Regions from separate parts of the Homo sapiens genome. Here regions 1, 2, 3, 5, 6 and 7 are each linked to region 4. A link is a contact called in ENCODE Hi-C or POLR2A ChIA-PET data. All regions are on one chromosome and are shown on one strand. Each heading gives the region's core, a stretch centred on a gene start or an enhancer-like site at or near the end of the contact. The rest is flanking DNA. Distances are from core to core; before and after follow the strand shown.

What was found. Hi-C counts contacts between places; a loop is a spot of excess contacts on that map. ChIA-PET counts read pairs that join two places held with the same protein, here RNA polymerase II (POLR2A). Pooled maps may share reads with other maps.
Region 1: a loop to region 4 is called in a map of CD4-positive, alpha-beta T cell, with 14 times the contacts of the local background. The contact joins the promoter of LRIF1 here to the promoter of STRIP1 in region 4. A Hi-C loop is called at or near these places in 4 of 168 maps with a recorded cell type or tissue (B cell, CD4-positive, alpha-beta T cell, CD4-positive, alpha-beta memory T cell and 1 more) and 11 of 50 pooled maps.
Region 2: a pooled map shows a loop between it and region 4 (4-fold over the local background). The contact joins the enhancer-like site here to the promoter of STRIP1 in region 4. A Hi-C loop is called at or near these places in 1 of 50 pooled maps. POLR2A ChIA-PET finds 5 or more read pairs at or near these places in 2 of 52 experiments (PC-9 and T-cell).
Region 3: a pooled map shows a loop between it and region 4 (3-fold over the local background). The contact joins the promoter of CFAP276 here to the promoter of STRIP1 in region 4. A Hi-C loop is called at or near these places in 5 of 50 pooled maps. POLR2A ChIA-PET finds 5 or more read pairs at or near these places in 5 of 52 experiments (A549, CD4-positive, alpha-beta T cell, CD4-positive, alpha-beta memory T cell and 2 more).
Region 5: a map of CD8-positive, alpha-beta T cell shows a loop between it and region 4 (5-fold over the local background). The contact joins the promoter of SARS1 here to the promoter of STRIP1 in region 4. A Hi-C loop is called at or near these places in 1 of 168 maps with a recorded cell type or tissue (CD8-positive, alpha-beta T cell) and 8 of 50 pooled maps. POLR2A ChIA-PET finds 5 or more read pairs at or near these places in 2 of 52 experiments (BJ and CD4-positive, alpha-beta memory T cell).
Region 6: a loop to region 4 is called in a map of endothelial cell of umbilical vein, with 5 times the contacts of the local background. The contact joins the promoter of TMEM167B here to the promoter of STRIP1 in region 4. A Hi-C loop is called at or near these places in 2 of 168 maps with a recorded cell type or tissue (CD8-positive, alpha-beta T cell and endothelial cell of umbilical vein), 1 of 37 single-sample maps with no recorded cell type and 9 of 50 pooled maps. POLR2A ChIA-PET finds 5 or more read pairs at or near these places in 5 of 52 experiments (A549, CD4-positive, alpha-beta T cell, CD4-positive, alpha-beta memory T cell and 2 more).
Region 7: a map of CD4-positive, alpha-beta memory T cell shows a loop between it and region 4 (18-fold over the local background). The contact joins the promoter of CD53 here to the promoter of STRIP1 in region 4. A Hi-C loop is called at or near these places in 1 of 168 maps with a recorded cell type or tissue (CD4-positive, alpha-beta memory T cell), 2 of 37 single-sample maps with no recorded cell type and 9 of 50 pooled maps. POLR2A ChIA-PET finds 5 or more read pairs at or near these places in 1 of 52 experiments (activated B cell).

What each region holds. Positions count from the first base shown.
Region 1 is chr1:110,962,657-110,965,356 of GRCh38, forward strand. LRIF1 (ligand dependent nuclear receptor interacting factor 1) reads right to left here and starts at 1,266. Exons shown (of 4, transcript NM_018372.4): 1 at 965-1,266. The coding sequence starts at 1,032. RefSeq lists enhancers at 854-1,390, 925-1,134.
Region 2 is chr1:110,786,372-110,789,071 of GRCh38, forward strand. No RefSeq gene overlaps it. Among named protein-coding and RNA genes, the nearest start is that of CD53, 85 kb to the right of the region's middle. RefSeq lists an enhancer at 1,183-1,522. Within about 2 kb of position 1,425, at least 7 of the 41 ENCODE cell types and tissues checked have a DNase peak (open chromatin) inside an H3K27ac peak, as active enhancers do.
Region 3 is chr1:109,111,397-109,114,096 of GRCh38, forward strand. It overlaps CFAP276 (cilia and flagella associated protein 276), which reads right to left and starts at 1,351. Exons shown (of 5, transcript NM_001245025.3): 1 at 1,203-1,351. The coding sequence starts at 1,283. RefSeq lists a silencer at 2,471-2,540.
Region 4 is chr1:110,033,196-110,035,895 of GRCh38, forward strand. STRIP1 (striatin interacting protein 1) reads left to right here and starts at 1,429. Exons shown (of 21, transcript NM_033088.4): 1 at 1,429-1,622. The coding sequence starts at 1,443. It overlaps LOC105378895 (a long non-coding RNA gene), which reads right to left and starts at 2,244. Exons shown (of 3, transcript XR_947693.3): 1 at 2,214-2,244; 2 at 154-236. RefSeq lists an enhancer at 1,104-1,493 and silencers at 1,494-1,713, 1,954-2,023.
Region 5 is chr1:109,212,644-109,215,343 of GRCh38, forward strand. It overlaps SARS1 (seryl-tRNA synthetase 1), which reads left to right and starts at 1,275. Exons shown (of 11, transcript NM_006513.4): 1 at 1,275-1,485. The coding sequence starts at 1,350. RefSeq lists a silencer at 1,069-1,288 and an enhancer at 1,339-1,698.
Region 6 is chr1:109,089,484-109,092,183 of GRCh38, forward strand. TMEM167B (transmembrane protein 167B) reads left to right here and starts at 1,281. Exons shown (of 3, transcript NM_020141.4): 1 at 1,281-1,399. The coding sequence starts at 1,390. RefSeq lists an enhancer at 915-1,114.
Region 7 is chr1:110,871,871-110,874,570 of GRCh38, forward strand. CD53 (CD53 molecule) reads left to right here and starts at 1,278. Exons shown (of 8, transcript NM_000560.4): 1 at 1,278-1,378. RefSeq lists enhancers at 479-528, 1,129-1,238.

The sequences.
Region 1 (2,700 bases), core at 16-2,515, 930 kb after region 4:
ATTATTTACAGACTGGAAACAGGTACCTGGCCTCACAAATGCTAACTAGCAAAGTTGAGATTAACCCCAGGTAGCTTGATTTTCTTCAAACGAAAATCCTCTTCCATGAGTTTTGCATCTTAGTTCTTCATTTTCTTATTAGAGTCTGCAGACCCTATTTTTTCCTCATCACTTAATCTACTAACCATGTGAGAGTACAAGTGAAAATATTCTGCTTTAGCTAACATTGTTTCCAATTCATTTCCTTGTAATACAATTTAAAAAAAAAAACCCAAAAACTAAGTTACTGATCATCTATTTTCTAACTTTACAAGAATATCTTCCTTAGAAATACTGGACTCTCCTCATGCCAAATATAAATAGCCAATGAAATGGCACTTCATTACACCCTACTTCAAAAAGGCTGTTCAAAAGGACTGACTTTACACGAGGATTTCTCCAGTCTTACTTCTCTCTCTTCACATAAAACTATTACTTGAAATTTTAAATATTCGATCTCCTCATTCTAAAGCCCTTTTTCTTCAATCACACACCCTTTCTGTCTCACTATTAAAATCTATTTTCACTGAAGGTCCAGCGCCACCAGGGCTGCACTTGCTAATCCGTGCTGACTGCTGCGTTTCTGCGTGTGCGTGAGAATCTTCCAGAAGGTTTGAGTCACATAAGAGCGTCGGCCATCTTGGTTTTCATCTCCCGTGGAGATCTACTCGGTCCGCCTATTAAACTTGAGACGCTGGGGTCCCGCGGAGCCGCTGTGTCAGGCTCTAAAGAGGTTTTACATTTCCCAGAGGAAAGCGCTCTATGGGCTTTAAGCGCCGCGGAGACAAGCGCTTCCCGCCTGGGTGGCGCACTCTGCGGGCTCCAACTCCTCTCAACTACACAGCGTCCGGAAACGACGGCCGACTCCACATCCCTAAGACGGACAGAGGGGCAGCCGTGGGGAGGATTCGAAACCGGTACTTACCAACGCGAGGCGTTGCCTGAATTTTCCTCTGCGGGTTTCAGGAAGACCCTCCGTAGGTTATTTGACATTTTAGTGGGGAGAAAGGGGACACCTCATCCAGAAAAGTGGGAAGCGTGGGGCCGAGTTTCCCAATGGGGCGAGAACCAGAGCGAGGGAATGTTGGGCTGGAGTTGCCCACAGCAACTGTGAGGGGTTCGACCTTAACGGAGGGCGACAGCGGGCTCTCGAGAGGGTGTATCCCCAGGCTTCGGGACGAGGTCGCGCACCGCGCAGAAACCGGAAGGCTCCTGGCGGTGGACTGCGCCCTCACAGCCCTACGCTGAGAGAGAATCGGCGTGAGTCTCCGCCCTCAGAGCCTACGACAACTCTCCAGACTCCGCCGGAGCAGGCGCAGGGGGCGTGGCCTTGGTGGCACCACCCCCAACAGAGCCTGGTCAGTGCTGAAGACTGCGTCAGTCTGGCTCTGCCGCCCCGCCCACTGAAGCCGATAGCTGGAGCAAAGCTCGGTCGGGCGTCTTCCGGGGTCGTCACGTCCGGTTGCCAAGGTGACTGGCTCGCTAAAGCCCAACCCTTATGATGCAATCCAATGGCAAGTGATATTTGCTATCTTTTCTTCCGGATCAAGGAACAAATCGCAAAAGAAAGCTCTCCCGACACCTACGCAAAATAAAATGTTTCCGGGGTCAATCATAAATTTTCTGCTTCTGTGCTCGCCGCTAGCGTACGTTTTTCTCTCCCGTCAGTGCATTAAAAGACATCGGCGCGCTTTTTTGGAGTCATGCACTTCTGGCCTGAGAAAACTTAAAACGCCTGCCTGTGGCCAGCGATTATTGTTGCTGCTTCTCTGAAGGTTTCCCATTTACTCCTCTTTCCTGAAGCTTTGCCTCTAGACTTACTTAACTCTTTCCTCCAGCCTACGTTCATCGAAACTATCACTTATTGTCATATAGACCTTTATTTCTGAAGGGAGATCTGGGAGTTGCATCAGAACATCCATTGTATTCATTAAATCATTTATTCAGCTGTCCATTGCAGTTGATGCTCTTTATCTCACACTATTTGAGAATTTTTCCTCGCAGCACTATTAATTAGTCCCTCATCTTGACGCCATTGGCAATATACTTTCCTGGTTTTGCTCCTACCTTTTTGTCTACACCTTCTCAATCTCTTTTGAAGATATCTCCCTTTTCAAGGGAGTTCCTTTCAGCTTGATCACTGATTCTCTTATGTTTTCAAACTGTCTTGTCTCGATTCGTGGTTTTATTCATGCTCCTGGATTGAATTACCACCTCCACCCATTATTTTACCACCAAACACATGTATGTCCTTGGCACTGATTTAAGTGTTTTACAAAATTAATTTACTCCTAACAGCTAATAAAATAATTATTATATGCAGATGAAGTAACTGATGCTCAGAGAGGGTGAACAAATTTTTAGAGGTCATAGAGCTTGTGAGTGATGGAGCCAGGCTCCAAATCCAGGTTGTCTGGCTAAACACACCATGTACTACTGCATTATGCTGCCGTGTGACTCATAAATTTATGTTCCCAGTTCTGATTTCTCTGAGATCTATACCTGGATGTTCAAGTGAATTGTTGAGATATCCTTTTTGCTATTTTAAAAGCCCCTTCAAATGAAACATGTTCAAAACCACACTTATGACTTGCTTCTCTTCCCCCCACTACACGTTTTCTTTTATCAGTGCTATCTCAGAAAGAAAGAAAGAAATAACTT
Region 2 (2,700 bases), core at 175-2,674, 750 kb after region 4:
GGTGCCAGAAATAAAGAAGGATCACAAAACTTAAGGGAGCATGGAGCCAAAGTTGAGTACATTCAGGGTACTCGATGTCAGGGTGATGAGATTTTAATGGCAACAGAGAGATGGTTGATGAGACCCAGGGCCTCTGCATGTTAAAGAGCTGGAAATGAACCAGCCATATACAGTTGGAAGTTACTGGTTTATGAAGGAAACTATGAAATTCCTCTGTTTCACAGCTCAGAGATACCACAAAGCAGCTTGATAGGCTCATGAGAAGATAGAAAAAATTAATGCAAGGAAATTAACCCCTCAAGCTGGTTCAGCATACATGATCTCTAAATTGCACACCACACAAGTATAGAAATCTAGAGTCAAGATACATTGTAAAATTCCTCTGGAACCAGTGAAATTCACAGAATCGCAGCAAAGGAATTTGAAACTGCCCCACAAGATTGTTCCCAGGTACCAGGACCTGAGGGTCTTCCATGGAAAACAACTCTCTTTCAAGAGGAGCTCATGATTTAAAAATATTGCAAGTCACATAAGGAAACAAACTGATTAGAGAGGGAGTGGTAGAGTGCACATACAAACAGCTGCAGTTAGTAGAAAATAAAAAAGGAGAGTCTTTAAGTCAGATAAGCTCAAAGAGAAAGAGAAAGGTAACTTCACAAAGCAAGAGGAGGACATTGTAGGAAAGGAGTCAGTAAATCGAAAAAGAAACAAATCTAAATTTTAGAAATGAAAAATATAGCTAATCAAATTTAGAATTAAATAGATGGGTTTGTAGACTGATCAAGAGAGAATTGGAGGAGAATGATGTCAGCAGGATGGCCAACTAAAAGCTTCTAGCGCTCATTTTTCCAACAAAGATAGCCAAATAACACACAAACAATCATGTTTTAATAAAAACAACTAAAGAAGAGTGGCTGAGTATGGCAAAGGAGTAATAGAAACCCCAGTGAACACGGAAACTGAGGTTGACCACACAGAGAGCAAAAGGAAACACCTGGTCTTCACCACCCCACCTCCCAACCAGAATCAGCTAGAAACCAGGAGGAACCTCTTTTTATGGTGCAAAGGTAGACAAGAGGATCCCAGTAACTGCCATCAACTCTTTGGACACCTACACTTCTCATCACTGGGGTCCCCCTGAAGTCCTCACATGCACTAAGTCCAGCTGAGGGAGCTGCCTGGAGTCTGCAAATCTGTGTTCCCCCCAGAGAAGGAGCTGCCACTAGGCCCCATCCCCTGTGGCCTGCATAGCTACTGTCTTACCCCATTTCGGAACTGGAACTACTGCTGGAGTGTCTTGCTCCAAGGGAGAGTAGCCATGGCTCTTGTCCATCCCTGAGGCTAAACCACCTTTGATCCATCCCTGCCCAGTGGCCTAACATCCCAAAGCCAAGCTTCAAGGAACTGTTACACCTTTGCCCATGGGGCTGAACAGCACCACCTACACCTCCTCTCTCCCCCTTCAGCTGGAGCTGAAGCTGCACACTTCCTCCTAAGAAAACAGTGCTTTAGCAGAATAGCCCCATCTACTTCTCTCGGTTATGGCTGTGCCCTGCCCCTAAGGTCCTGAACTGAAACTATGTGCTGCCTCTTGAGGAAACAGTGCCTTGGCAGAGCCCCACGTCTCAGGGAAATAGTGCCTGGCAGCCCAGAACAGCCACCCTCTATGCCTGAGCCTGAGCTGAAGTGGCACACAAACCCCTGGGGAATTGGTGCCCTGGAACCTGAGCAGCTCAGGGCTGAGCTGACGTAGTACCCCATGTTCCAGGGAAACATGGCAGTGACTGAGCTGAGACACTCTACCCTACAGGCTAACCTACTCTAATACCTTGCTTTCCTGGCATTAGACTAGTCTCCTGGAGTCTGAGCTGCCAAGAAAGCCCTCTCTCCAGGGAATGCAATCGTCACTGTGCTGCTCCCCTGACCCCCAGGGCCCAAACGACAGATGTGTTTGACCACTATGAAAACTTGCTGCTGCACCTAGCCTCACAGAGTCTGGGATACTACTGAGTCCGCCATCCCGGAGTCACCACTACATGTTGTCTCATCCCCAGGGACCCAAGTTTCCACTGAGCTCCATTGGACCAGGTTCCCAAATTGCAGATATACCTTGCTCTCTGTACCCTAAACTCCAGAGCTCCTTTTCTTCCCTGGAGTTGGATATACCCTCCACACAGGGGTAGACTCACAGCTAAAACCAAACTCTCTGGGTCCAAGCTTCTAGGGGTTTCCTCAGAGTCACAGATCCTGGCTCTGCAGGCAAATTACATCCAACCCTGCCATAAACAGTGAACCTGCACCTCAAGACCCAGATGCCACAATAAGTTCATGAGACTCTGTGGGAAAATTGAAAGTAGGAGGACTTCAAGCACCCACAAAGAAAGAATTTTAAAAATAACAAAAGAAAACATCAAGTCACGTATAAAGAATCCCCATTAGACTAACAGCAGATTTATCCTCAGAAATCTTACAGGCCAGGAGAGAATGGAATGACATATTCAAAGTACTGAAAGAAGAAAAAAAAGGCAGCCAAGAATACTATACCCAGTAAAGCTATTCTTCAGAAATAAGGGAGAGCCAGATTTGGTGACATATGCCTGCAGTCTCAACTACTCAGGAGGATGAGTTGGGAAGATTGATTGAGCCTAGGAGTTCAGATCAGCCTAAACAACATAGCGAGACCTCATCTCAAAAAAAGAA
Region 3 (2,700 bases), core at 101-2,600, 920 kb before region 4:
GAGTTCGAGGCTGCAGTAAGCCAAGATTGCACCAGTGCACTCCAGCTGGGGTGACAGAGCAAGGAGACCCTGTCTCAAAAAAAAAAAAATATCCCACAATGATTCCTCACATCCCTAGGATGAAACCATAGCTAGCTAGCATGGTGTACACAGCACACCCAGCCAACCAAGGGCATCTCTCCAGCTCTGATTTCTGAGTGCTTCCATTGCACGCCTACACTCCAGCCCTTCTAGACTATTTGCAGTTCCCCAAATAAGCCATTCTCTCTCTCCTTTCCATGTATTTGCACCTGCTGCTTCCTTTGCCTTGCATATCTGGTTCCTGTTTCCTTCTTCCTAACTCACATTCTATCCACTCCCTCACCTGGCCTACCTAACTCATATTTGGACATCAAAATGCATCTGCTCTGTGAAGCTTTCCTTTAAGTTCCTGGTTCTCACGGCACCCTGCACACAACTCTGTCACAACATGTGCTATTGTGCAAGCATTTTTGCTATTGTCGGTCTCTCTTTACTACTAGAGTTCCTTGACAGCAGAAGCTACATCTAATTTATTTATATATCCTTGGCGTTTAGCAGAGTGTCTGGCTTATAGTAAATAAGTATTGAATAAATAAAAAGGGGCTCTCAATATTGTTATTAGACCACAATCACCACTTAATTCATCTTATTGTGCACCACTTCATATATCCCAATCACTTCTACCAGAAAAAAGATCATCTAAGTTCCGAAATCAGTGTCCACCATCATGCTAAACACACACATAACAAACATATTGTGGTGTTAACCAGAAGACAGAGACAGTGTGAACACAGATGTGTAAAGCATGACCTCTGGTGGCTTTCAGAGGATTCTCTCCCACTCCATATCTCATTTCTCTTCAGAGAACAGTCTTCCAAATAGGGAAATGGGTAGCTTGAAGGAACCTGGGCACTGCCATAACTTATACTCACAATTGATTTGAGCTGCCAGAGCCCCTTGTTCCTCTAGACTAGAACTCTACTTTCCTCTGCTCAAAAACGCCTCTGAAACGTTAGCCGACTTGAATATGGAGATAGGGAGGCAGGCAGAAAACAGACTTCCCTGGTACCCGACTGAGTGTCTTCACCAGAGTCCTTTATGTTACCATCTCTGCTCATCACACAGACAGAAAGAAGACTACCGGCGACCCTACTGGGAATCTGCGCAAGAAACCACAGTACCTTGGAAGCCCGCAGTTCTCCTAAGTAGGAATCATCGTTATCTAATGTAGGCTGCTGGAAAGGGTCCCGGGTGGGAGGCATGGCTAAATGCCTAACTCTTTTAAGAGGGATGGGAGGCCCGCTCAGCCGCAGCACAGCCTCACTGGCATAAGATCCCGGGTCCCAATTGTTTGGAGCGCTGGTTTCGGTTGCCAGGCAACTGCCCAGCCATCTATGACAGAGGAATTCCCTCAGAGGAGGGCGCCACCTGGCGGCTGACCACGGGAGGCCCCTGGGGAGGAAGCTCCGGGGACTGCAGAGGGAACGTTCCGCTGAGCGGGCCCGAGACTTGGAATTGCACTCCTGAGCCTCGGCGGAAAAGTGCTGGCTGCTCACCATCAGGACTTCTGCAAAAGACTTCAGTTGAGGAAAGAAGTCCTGAAAGATGACCCAGAAATTTCCTTCTCCCTCGCACCTAACAAAAGGCTTTCAAAGCCATGAGAGAATGAGGATGTCAAGAGACCAAAGAGGGCCGGGCGCGGTGGTTCACGCCTGTAATCTCAGCACTTTGGGAAGCGGAGGCGGGCGGATCGCTTAAGCCCAAGAGTTCGAGACCAGTCTGGGCAACATGGCGAAACCCCGTCTCTACAAAAAGTAGGAAAAAAATTAGCTGGGCTTGGTGGCACGCGCCCGTAGTCCCAGCTACTCGGGAGGCTAATCCAGGAGAATCTCTTGAACCCGGAAGGCGGAGGTTGCAGTTAGCCGAGATCGCGCCACTGCACTCCAGTGTGGGCGAGAGAGTGAGACCCTGTCTCAGAGAGAGAGAGAGAGAGAGAGAAAGAGAGAGAGAGAGAGAGAGAGAGAGAGAGAGAGAGAGAGAGAGAGAGAGAGGCCCACGTGCGGCGCTTGGGAAATTGCGGCTAAGGCAAACTCCTCGCTTAAACTCGGATCAACTACAGTGTCAGGGCTTCTCTTCTAGCCGGTTGTAAAAGCACGGATGGATTTGGCGGGATGTAAGATCTCCAGGAGTGGCCTTCGTAGGAGGGAACACGTACTGGGGCCTCTTCCAGGCGACGACGTCTGGAGGGTGATCTCTCCATCTTCTTTCTCTCGGTTCACACGCCACGTGTGCAACATCGGAGATGCTCATAAAATAACCCCTGGCCCGAAAGGGCAGTAGAAAACGGAAATTTGTTGGCTGGCTTGGAGGATGCTTCCACTGTGTTCTTCACACGAGCCCCGGGCCTGCCTGTTGGGCCGGTTGCGCACCCCGGGCGCGCGCTCTCCCGCGCCCACGCCGCGCGCACCAGCGGCGGCGGCTGCCATGGCGACCCGCAGGTGAGCTGCAGAGGCGCGCGTGGTCCCTGCCCCACCCGCGCGGAGCCAGAGAGGAGGCGGTTGTCAAGGCGACGTGGGTAGGAGGAGAGGACAGAGGGAGGAGGAAGGATGGGCGGTGTTGGCGTAGCCGCAGGGAGGTGACTGAAGCGAGCCTGGCCTCTTGCATCCTCCGCCTGTGTAC
Region 4 (2,700 bases), core at 179-2,678:
ATTATAGCCACATTCTCCGCCTCCACCAACCCCTGCCCCCCGCCCCACTGCCACCTTTTAACCTCTCAATTTTTGTTACTTCTGACAAAGATTCTCTTCTTTGGCCAAAACTCTAGTCAGGCTCCTGTGAGTCCTCTGCCTACTAGGACTAACCGTTTGGGCTTCCTTTCTGTCCTTGTTGAATCCAGTTTGTGCAGGGACTCTCCACTCTTGGCGTCTTAATCCATTTTTTGTTGCTATAACAGAATACAAAACACTGGGTAATTCATAAAGGAAAGAAAGTTATTTTTTGCAGTTCTGGAGTCTGGGGAGCCCAAAGTCGAGGGGTTGCATTTGGTGAGGGCTTTCTTAAACTGCATGGTAGAGAGCCTCTCACGGTGAGAAAGCAAGAGCATGTGTGCCAGCTCAGATCACTCTTCCTCTTCTTATAAAGCCACCAGTCCCATCACAGGGGCCCTACCCTGACGATTTTATCTAATCCTAATCACCCCCTCAAGGCTCCACCTCCAAATACCATCAACATATGAACTTTAGGATTGAGTTTCCAACGTATGGAATTTGGGGGACACAGTCAAACCATAGCACTCGGTATCTGACCACCCTCAACATCTTAGCACCCTGTCCTGCTTTCAGCAATAATCCTGTTAGGTCAGTTTAGCAAGAAACTTCTTATCCTTGATGTTTCTCTTAGTAGTTTTCCGTCCACTGACCCTCATCCTGCTCTTTGGTTATAAATCCCCACTATATCTTGTTGGAGTCAGAGTTGAGTCTAATTCCTCTTCTTCACTGCAAGATCTGGTTGTAGTGGTCCCTGTAACTATCACCATGGGCTCTCTTACATAAAGTCTGCCTTACCATCTTTAATTAGTGCCATGAACAAATTTTCCTTTAACACTTTTCAGCATTTATTTCTCTATATTTGTCTATTGTTTGTCTGACCCACCAAGCACTGTTATGTACCGTGACTGCAGACACTTGTTCCTCATTTTATCCCACTGCTTGGTGCACAGGAGACATTTATTAAATGTTTGTTGAATGAATGAATGACAAGCACTTGTCACAACGGTAACTCTGTGAAGACTAGGATCCTATCCATTTTGTTCATTACAAAATTCCGCCTAAGCCTTGAACAAGGCTATGAGTTATAAGTGCAAAGCGATTTAGAGGAAGGAGGGGTAACTAAACTGACTGAAGAAGCTAAGGGAAGCCTCACAGATAAAATTACATCTAAACTGAAACTGAAAGGAAGGTGGAAAACTAAAAAGATCAACAAGGGAAGGACTGCAGACAGAATATCGCGAGGTATTGGTCAGCCAAGATGGCTTCTAACACTGGCCGCCACACTTAATATGGCGGCCAGGGAAATTTCCTGGAGAAAATCACGCGAGAGTTGCATCACGGCGGCTGTGCGCGAGTTAAGCTGGGGGTGTGGAGCAGCCAAGATGGAGCCGGCAGTCGGCGGTCCGGGCCCACTGATCGTGAACAACAAACAGCCCCAGCCCCCGCCACCTCCGCCGCCGGCAGCCGCACAGCCACCACCCGGGGCACCGCGGGCCGCCGCGGGCCTCCTGCCTGGGGGCAAAGCCCGCGAGTTCAACCGCAACCAGCGCAAAGACTCAGAGGTCAGGAGCTTCGGGGGGCGAGGCTCGCACCGGGTCGGGCGGCGCCGGGGGTCCCGGGCCCGGGGCCACTCTAGGGGCCAGGTTGGGCTTCCCGGAGGGCTCGGTAGAGTCCGGCCGAGAACTGTCACTATACAGCGAAAGGAGCAGGAAGCGAGGCTGGCAGCTCCTGGGGTCTGGAGCATGAGTCCTTGCTCTAGCTCCGCCGCCCGGGAGAGCTTCCCGTGGCCGGCGACTGCTGGTTTGCTCCCCTGGGCCCCGACTGTGGGCGTGGCCTCGAGGCCCTAGCCCCTGGGGAAGCCGCTCTCGCCCCAGCTCGGGGGTGAGGAGTCGGGGGTCTTGGTGCACTCCAGGGCGCTGGGCTGCCGCGCCCCCAACCTAATCATCTCGGGCGTCTGTCCCTGGCACGCGGGCTCCAGCTCCTGGGTCCTGCCGCTCGCAGAGGAAGGCGCGTGTGGGCAGGGAAGGCGCCGGCGAGGATCTGGAAGGAACTTAGAGCCGGACCGAGCTAATTATCATTGAGAGTAGAGTAGGAGGGGGAAACATGTCCTGTTCTTCTGACCTGAGCCAGATCAGGCCATGGGTTAACAGTACCTGTGGTGGGCTATTGTGCCCAGTGCGCCTGATACTGAACTGTTAAAGATGAGAAATAGACATTTTAAGCATGCGTTAGGACCCAACATTCCTTCCTGTCTCGCTAGTGAGCCGTTCCTGCCGTTCTGGAGATGGCATAGTCTGGAACTGACTAGTAACCTCACCCCAAGTTAAGGAATTCCTCCCACTGCCTCCTTTTGCAGAATTCATGAATGAAGATACTCATGTCGCGGAGTTTTAGGGCTTCTTAATGAGCAGGTTCCCAGAGCACTTACTATGCCATCTCCTAGATTGATCAGCAGCCAAACTGATCAGCCAAGTTAATGAGAGGGAATTCCTAGTTGTCCAAGCATAATGTACCAATTCATACCAAAGAGCAATGATACTACCTTTAGACCTGTGGAATCAGTTCCTCAGAAGCTTTTATTTTTTGTTAGCAAGGCTAAACCCCTGAGAAAACATGTCAACAATTGGCAAGCCCGAAGTA
Region 5 (2,700 bases), core at 25-2,524, 820 kb before region 4:
TTCTGGGCAAGACACCCTCCTGGCATCTCCACATGTTCAACAACCCTGAAGCTCATCAACTCTTGTTGTTCGAGCGTTTATAGAGTTTGATGTCCAGCTCCTCCCCTCCCCCTTTCCTGGAGGTTGAAGGGTGGGGATGAAAGTTCCAATCCTCCAATCACTTGGTCTCTCTGGTGACTGGCCCCATCCTAAGGTTATCTAGGGCCCCCATCCTAAATCACCTCCTTATTATAAACTCAGGTGTTATCAAAGAGACCCATTACGTATAACCCAGGAAATTCAAGGGTTTTAGGGGCTGTGTCAGGAACCAGGGACAAAGCCCAAATATATTTCATATTATAAATAAATAATATGATAGTTAGCTATGTCACACCCTCATCTCAGGAGTCCATGACGGCGGTATAAGATCAAGAAGGTCTTAGCACATCTAGCTTCGAGAAGGCATTGGAAGTGAGGCTTTAAAGTTTCTGCAGAGTGGAAGGATTGGGGGTGGGGGTGGGGGAGGAGATCACCTGTTCCCAAATCCTTCAAATAATCTCTTGTTATCAGGGAGATTCTTTGATAACTTTGGCTTCACTCGGCAACTAGAATATTTCATTTAAAGGTCTGAACATTATAAAATCAAAGTATGATACAAACCGTTCTTCAAGACGCTTTCAAATTGACCCAAGACATGACCTCAACACCTTATACGGCGTTCAAATCTGCTTAATGTCCCTTTGGAAAAGTTTTCTCTCGTCTCTCTCTAAAAGACAACCGCACTTTCCCAAAGCTGTGCTCTTAAGAGTTGGTAAAGTGACAATTTGGTTTATCCAATAATCAGATTAATAAAGGTATACCATTTCTAAGGCACGAGAGCAGGAATCTTAAGCTGAGGTAGCCCTGGGACTAAATATGCCATCCTCTTGTATCAAGATGGAGAAGACGGCCGAGGTTCAGGGAAAGAGCCCAGTGGAAGAACCCAACCTAGTGAGAGGAAAACGGGCACCTGGTGAAGGCCCCGGCCTCTAAGCTAGGGATGAGGGGACAGGCCTCTGCCTAGCCTGAGACAGGAGTAGGAAACTGAGGCATTCACACTTTTATGTGGCGATCACAGTTCCTGCAGACTGTAGCAGAGCTGGGGAGCAGGAACCAGAGGTATAGTCCCACGCCCACCCACTCTCCCCTCCCCTCCCTCCGCGGCCCCGCCTCCAACCAGCCGCTTCCGGTCGCGGGGAGGGTCGCCTGCGGGCTCCAGCTGCGCCTGCGCAGGAAGGGCGGGTCAGCGCGCCGGCGCAGTGCGGCGGTCACAGGCTGAGTGCTGCGGCGCGATCCTTGCTTCCCTGAGCGTTGGCCCGGGAGGAAAGAAGATGGTGCTGGATCTGGATTTGTTTCGGGTGGATAAAGGAGGGGACCCAGCCCTCATCCGAGAGACGCAGGAGAAGCGCTTCAAGGACCCGGGACTAGTGGACCAGCTGGTGAAGGCAGACAGCGAGTGGCGACGATGTAAGTACCGGGACGGGCGGGTTACCTCCTTGATGCTAAACCCAATTTTCTCTCTCAAATCCAGCCACCGCTCCTGAGGCCACAGCTTCCACCCTTCGTCAGACCCCCTCCCAGGGTGCGGTGGCTCCGAGGTTCTCCCCATCCCCGAAAACACAGCCTGGTCGCCGGGGTCATCCCACTTTCTCCTCCACCCGGGCGGAGCGAGGTCCCTTCCACGCGTGCTCAGTGCCGTTCGCTGCCAGTGTGCGTACGCACGCGCATCGGGAGCTGTCAAGCCTTCCTGCCCCAGGGGTTGCCAGAACATGCCGGGGCGGGAGGTTGTGGGGTCTACGCGGCTTTCCTAACACGAATCTTTGGTCCCCCCCAGTCTTTTTCTCATCTTCAGCAAGGCCAGAGTGGTTTTCCTTTGTTTTGATAGGATCAAAGGCTTCTCCTGAGACTGCGTCACTTCTGCAACACAGTAGATTCATTCCTTCGGTATCGGAAGCATTTCGGGGCGTTGGAGGCCGCTCTTGGCCAAAATAAATGACCCTGAAGCTTTTCGGAAGGCCATCCCCCGACCTATGGGCATACCTTTAAGAATTAGAAAAGTCTTTTCCGTGGTAGATCAAACGCGAGGGGAGTGAGGAGGCGAGCAAAAGATTGTAATGACTGAAGCTGTTTAATTGTGATTTGTGGACGTTTTCCTTTAAAGACATTGGCAGAGTTGGGCTAGAACCTGGAACTGCCGGATCTTGGAGTCATATCGGGCATCTATCATGAAGCCGAATAAAACCATAGAACCATCTGCCCATAAATCTCTGCCTGTATTAACTGGAGTGGTCGCTGGTTGGGCGGATGCTGTCAAGTACTTGTGATTTGATTTGTCTGATGCAATAGGTCTGCAACCATCTGGGAGCTAGGTCGATGACAGTACACTGCAAAGGCAGCCACTATCCAAGAGTGTGATGGATTTCTATTAGGAAAATTGATTTTCTCCTGTTTATAAGGATCTTGGATGTCAAAAGAATATTTGTTTAACTTGAGTTTTGTGCTGATTCTATGTCTTAGGCCCTCTATTGTAGTAGTTTGTTTGATTGTGAGATTCCACACTTGACCTGAAGTTTCGAGTTGCAATGGAATTTAATTTTGCCACATTTTTTGTTTAGGATAAAACTAGCCTGAGCACTGTTCTACTGAATCTGAAGTCAGGAGTATCAGATTTTTGTGTCAGTC
Region 6 (2,700 bases), core at 31-2,530, 940 kb before region 4:
CCTTGGAGGACTCGGTGTCGCACTTCCGCCCGAACTCTAATAAAGCGGGCCGAGTTGTGTGCAATTAAGGATTTCAGTATGCAAATCTGAATCTGTACTTTTGTCTCCTCCACCCCACCCCCATCATTAGACTGGCAATGTCTTTTGTCACGTTGTCAAAGTGTCCTCAGAGAAGCGGTGTCTAGATATCGCCGATTTCTGGTTAAAGTGGCTGAAGTGATCCCAGCATTAATTAAATGCAGGAGAATCGAGATTCTCCTGATAGTTTAAGGAAAAGAAAAATTCACACAAGCAAACGGGCAACCCTTTGAATGTTTTCCGACGACGTGGTGCTTTAGGATCTGAAAGATGCGACTTGGTTTTTGTTGTTGTTGTTGTTGTTGTTGTTGTTTTTGAGACGGAGTTTCCGCTCTTGTTGCCCAGGCTGGAGTGCAATGGCGCGATCTCGGCTCACCGCAACCTCCGCCTCCCAGGTTCAAGCGATTCTCCTGCCTCGGCCTCCCGAGTAGCTGGGATTACATTACAGGCATGAGCCACCATGCCCGGCTAATTTTGTATTTGTAGTAGAGACGGGGTTTCTCCATGTTGGTCAGGCTGGTCTCGAACTACGATCTCAGGTGATCCGCCTGCCTCGGCCTCCTAAAGTGCTTAGATTACAGGCATGAGCCACCGCGCCCGGCTAATTTTGTATGTTTAGTAGAGACGGGGTTTCTCCTTGTTGGTCAGGCTGGTCTCGAACTCCGACCTCAGGTGATCCGCCTGGCTCGGCCTCCCAAAGTGCTGGGATTACAGGCGTGAACCACCGCGCCCGGCCGCGACTTGTTTTTGTTACAAGGTTCCTCATTTCATTTGCAACGTTCAGACGCAGTCTGACTAGATTTCCATCCGGAGTAAGGAAGAGCAGCTCAAGGGCAGTCACGGAGGCCGCAGGTGCGGCTTCTTCACCCGCGGTGCTGGAGTTCTCTCAAGTGGAAGCCCAGGACGATGAAAACCTCATAGGTAGGCTGCTGCTTACACACAGCAGCCGCCACGGCGCAAAATAAACTACAAAACTACAAGCCTTTACCTTTTCAAACACACTGACGCGGGCCAGCCCCAGCCCTACGCCCGCAGGGGCACGCAGAAAAGACTTAGTTACCACGGCCAAGTACGAAGCCTTCGAGATAGCGTTCTTCTTACCCTACGTAAACACGCAGTTTCCCGAGCTCGACAATCGGCTAGCCACTCCTGATAGCGTTCGGCGCTCGCCTCTCGGCCCTTGCTCCTGCGTACTACGGCTTCTTCCAGTCACCTCGGCCCGGATCGGGAAGTGTCAAGCGGGCGCTCCCCCATCTCCGCCGCTATTACCACTGAACCCGGACCCCCTACCCAGGTCCAGGGCCAGCCGCCATGACGAACGGTGAGAACTGATGCCCTGAGCGGAGGGTGGGAGTGAAGGACGAAGGGAAAACGTGGCGGGCGGGGCCGGGACTGACGTGGCCGTTCTCCCCGCCCCCTCCCAGCCCGGCCCCCCTTGGCCTCTCGACGCCCCTAACTTCTGTACCCCTATACTCCTCTACGGGTTCCCCCTTCCCATATTCATCTAGGACCCCCAGTGCCTCTTATGCTCACACCTCGAGTTATCTATCCCTATGCTTTGCTTTCCCTTTTCTTTTTCTTAGTTCTTTCTGGCCCTTGGAGAGGTCAGTCCCAGAGGTACTACTGCTATTTAAACCCGGGGAAGAGAGAGGCTCCTCCTCCCAGCTCCCTGCGTTCTCATGCTTTCGGACCGTAGTTTTGTTGAGAGGGCCAATAAATGACATAGAATATCAAGTCCCACACTTTTGGGGTTGCTGGTGAATGTAGACCCCACAAAAGCTTCTTCTTACGGAAAAATACCGGAAAGATTTCTGATTTTAAAGTCCTGGCGGGGTGATCCCACGTGGAGACCCTGACTAGTGTTGCAAAGGGTGGATTTAGACACTGCCTCTTCTAGATGATGAGGCAGTTTATCTGACCTAATTTTCCAGGCCTCTTCAAACACTTTATGAATTCTGAATTCCAGAGGAGGACAGGAAGGAGGGCCTTCATGATTTTTAGTGTCAACCTTACAGGAAAGGAGAAGAGAAAGCCTTTTAGGCATTACGATGATTTGAGGGGCTCCGGAAAGCATTTCTCAAAAGTACTTTGTCCATAGACCTGGCACTGAAGACTCGAATTTAACCTCCTTGTGAATTTTGGCATTGTCTGCAGAAACTTATGAGAGAAAAGGGGTAGCACGTGAAGGTATAGTTCCTCAGAAAACCTTAGTGTATGTATTAATTTGCTGGACCCTTTCTTAGTGACAGCTTAGCTGTGAGACAGTTTTACTGGAGGAAGAGAGGTAGTGTGATCTAGAACTGGCAGACACTGGTTATATATAATATTCATTTGGAGCTTCCTGGGAAGTCAGAGGTCTCAGGATACTAGGCACAGTAAGAAAAGGGAATTTACCCAGAGGAAGACAGAATCTGAACCAGGAAGTAAGACAGCAGTTTGACACGGTAGTTGCTGAATAAATTTTAGTCATTCTTCCCCCATTTTGTGGTCCAATATCTTCTTGTTTTTTGCAATTAGGTGATTCATTGTGCTTCCCTGTACAAGAAATAAGCTTGGTTTATGTATTTAAGAAACAGAGCTAAGAAGTTAAAGCTTTCTATGTTGAAGCCTTAGATACTTTTT
Region 7 (2,700 bases), core at 28-2,527, 840 kb after region 4:
AGTTTGGAGAAATCTATATATTATTTCCCCTGCTTAGAGAATATTAAGGACTGACAAGTTCTGCAGTAAAGACCTTTTTACCTTCATTTAATTCAGTTTTCCCCACAAGACAGCCCTGGCTGGAGATTACTCTGGATCTGAATGTCTCAGGGTGAAGGAAGCGGGAGACAGCTAGCTTTCCCAGAGGCATGCCCGCAAGTCAGCACCGCAGAGTGCATCTATCTGTTCATTTATAAGATGAAAACATTGGGGCCCAGTGATTGCTTCCAAGTTTCATAGTTAGCTAGTGATACATTTGGGTTGTCACATACTCCTTTGACCCAATCTAAGAAAATTCCAGTGATGCAGCATAGTGAAACCAGAAACACATTTTTCAAAATATATTGATCACAGTGTTTCTCAAAAGGCCTTCTCTGTGACCTTGAATTTTAATCCTACCTCTGACATGTCTTAGTTGTATGAGCTTGGGCAAATTTTCTAACCTCTTTGAGCGCCTGTTTTCTTGTATATAAATAAGGATGTAACAGTAACCAGTAGGATTATTATTAGGTGTTACCATTAATAAACTGAGGCTGACAGATTGAGACTTGCTCAAGATCTCACAGCTAAAAGAGATAAAGCTGGAACTGAAACTCAGATCTTTGGCTCCAAATGTGGTGTTTCCTGTACTAACCAAATCATTTCTACCAGTGCCCCTGGGATTATGCCTTGGGGACTCACCTTAAGACAGTCTTGCTCTCGAGACAGAGAAGTCTGCAAATGGTGTCCAATTCAAGTCTAGAGACTGGCTGAAGCCAGACAGAGGGAGTATGAGGAGGGGGCAGAGAATCTTCAGAAAGACATTCCAAAGTCTCGGGCCTAGAAAATGTTTAGAAATATTGGTTCCTGTGTTCCCCTCCAGTCTGTCTACCTGAATGGGAAACTGGTGGTGGGGCCAGGCATACTTCTTTTTGAACAAATACACAGTTAATTCTGAGATGCCACCTTGATTGAGAAGCACTGTCCTTTTCTAAGCAAAAATCATTGCCAAATTACCCTAGAATCCACCACTGCTCACAGATCTGTGCCTGAACCAACTTGGTTTTGAAGTTTTCTTTTGTTTCACAAAACTAGTTTAGGGTGGGCTGTGAGAGGAAGCTTCTAAAAAGCCACTGGGAAAGTACTAAATCTCTGAGACTAAAGAGGGCGGACTCAGCCTCACTTCCTCCTTCTTCTCATCTGGGCTTCCTGTCGTCACAGCATGATCATATTTTTTCACCCTTCACTTCTCCTTTTACACAAATAGCCCCGGATATCTGTGTTACCAGCCTTGTCTCGGCCACCTCAAGGATAATCACTAAATTCTGCCGAAAGGACTGAGGAACGGTGCCTGGAAAAGGTAAGGTTGATGACGTTTTAACTTGGCTTGCTGTCTAATGTGGGGTAGGGCGTATTCTTAGGGGTCTCCATATACCTCTCTAGTAACCATAAAATCTCCGGCAACTTCTCTTTCACAAATATTTAGTGCACAAAGTAAAACAGATTAGCAAGATCCTAGTAACATCCCCAAAGGCAATCAGGCCAGAAATACTTTTACTTAATCAGGTTCCCATTATCTAAATCTCTGAGTCGAGGCATTCACATGCCTTAATTGCTTCAGAGCTTGAATTACTCTGTGTAGTAATTCCTGATGCCTGGAGCTTTCTATGCGAGATGACATTGGGGAGATTTCCTATGTGCTCTGGTCTTCAGAAAATTGGTCTTGTGATTTTAAAGTGAGGAAAGAACCCACAGCCAGAGCTGTCTTTAGAAAGACAGCTAGAAGACACAGTTCTTTTTCATTTGAGAAAATTTCAAAAGTAAATTTAGTGACTCCCACTGTGGTTCTTCAAAGCCACTAAATAGAAAGGTGGCTAAAAATCAAAACACCAGGATGTGCTCAGTAACTGTATTTTAAAAGGTGAAAGCTAGACATCTCTAAAGGATGCATAGATTGTTGGCTTTTAAGGAGCAGGAAGCACATTGGGATCCTCAGCATTTCCCCAAATTATCCTTGGTGTACAAAACATGACCACTGATAAATGTCACATGAAATGCACGTATAAAATGCAATCCCCAAAACTTGATACTGCAGTAATTTCCAATCATGTGCTGTAACTAATGACTGAGGTTGCATGGACTCAGCAAAGTGTTAGCAGAGCTTCGGTCCTGACTCTCTGTGACCACCATCGGAAACTCTATGTAAGAGCTTTCTTCTTCCAAGACCTGTGAGAATTTCACTTGATTATGCCCTGGAGCAGAAAGGAGAAAGTTCTCTTTGATTACACCCACCCATCTAAGTATGAGGATTGGGAACAGGGCAGAGGGCTCTAGATTTCCAAGAGGGGTGGGGACGGGGAGAGGGCTCTGGATTCCCAAAACACCTCAGAGTTTATTGAGCCTTGTATTAAAAAATAAAAAGCAGTCTTTTAAATAAATTCACTTAATAATCAAGTGGTAGGTGCCTCCTGAGGCCAGGCACTGTGCTTTGGGAATTGTGGGGGAGGGAGATGAAAAGGTAGAAGGAGAATATTTGTCTAGCAAACAGTCCTACTCTTAAGGAACTCCCATGGGAGATAAGAGATATCATACTATGCGTGTGCTTTGGAAGAAAGCTGAGAAAAAGCAAACTCCCAGCTGCTGGACAAACAAAGAGGTTTTGCTTTCTCAATCTTGAGGAGA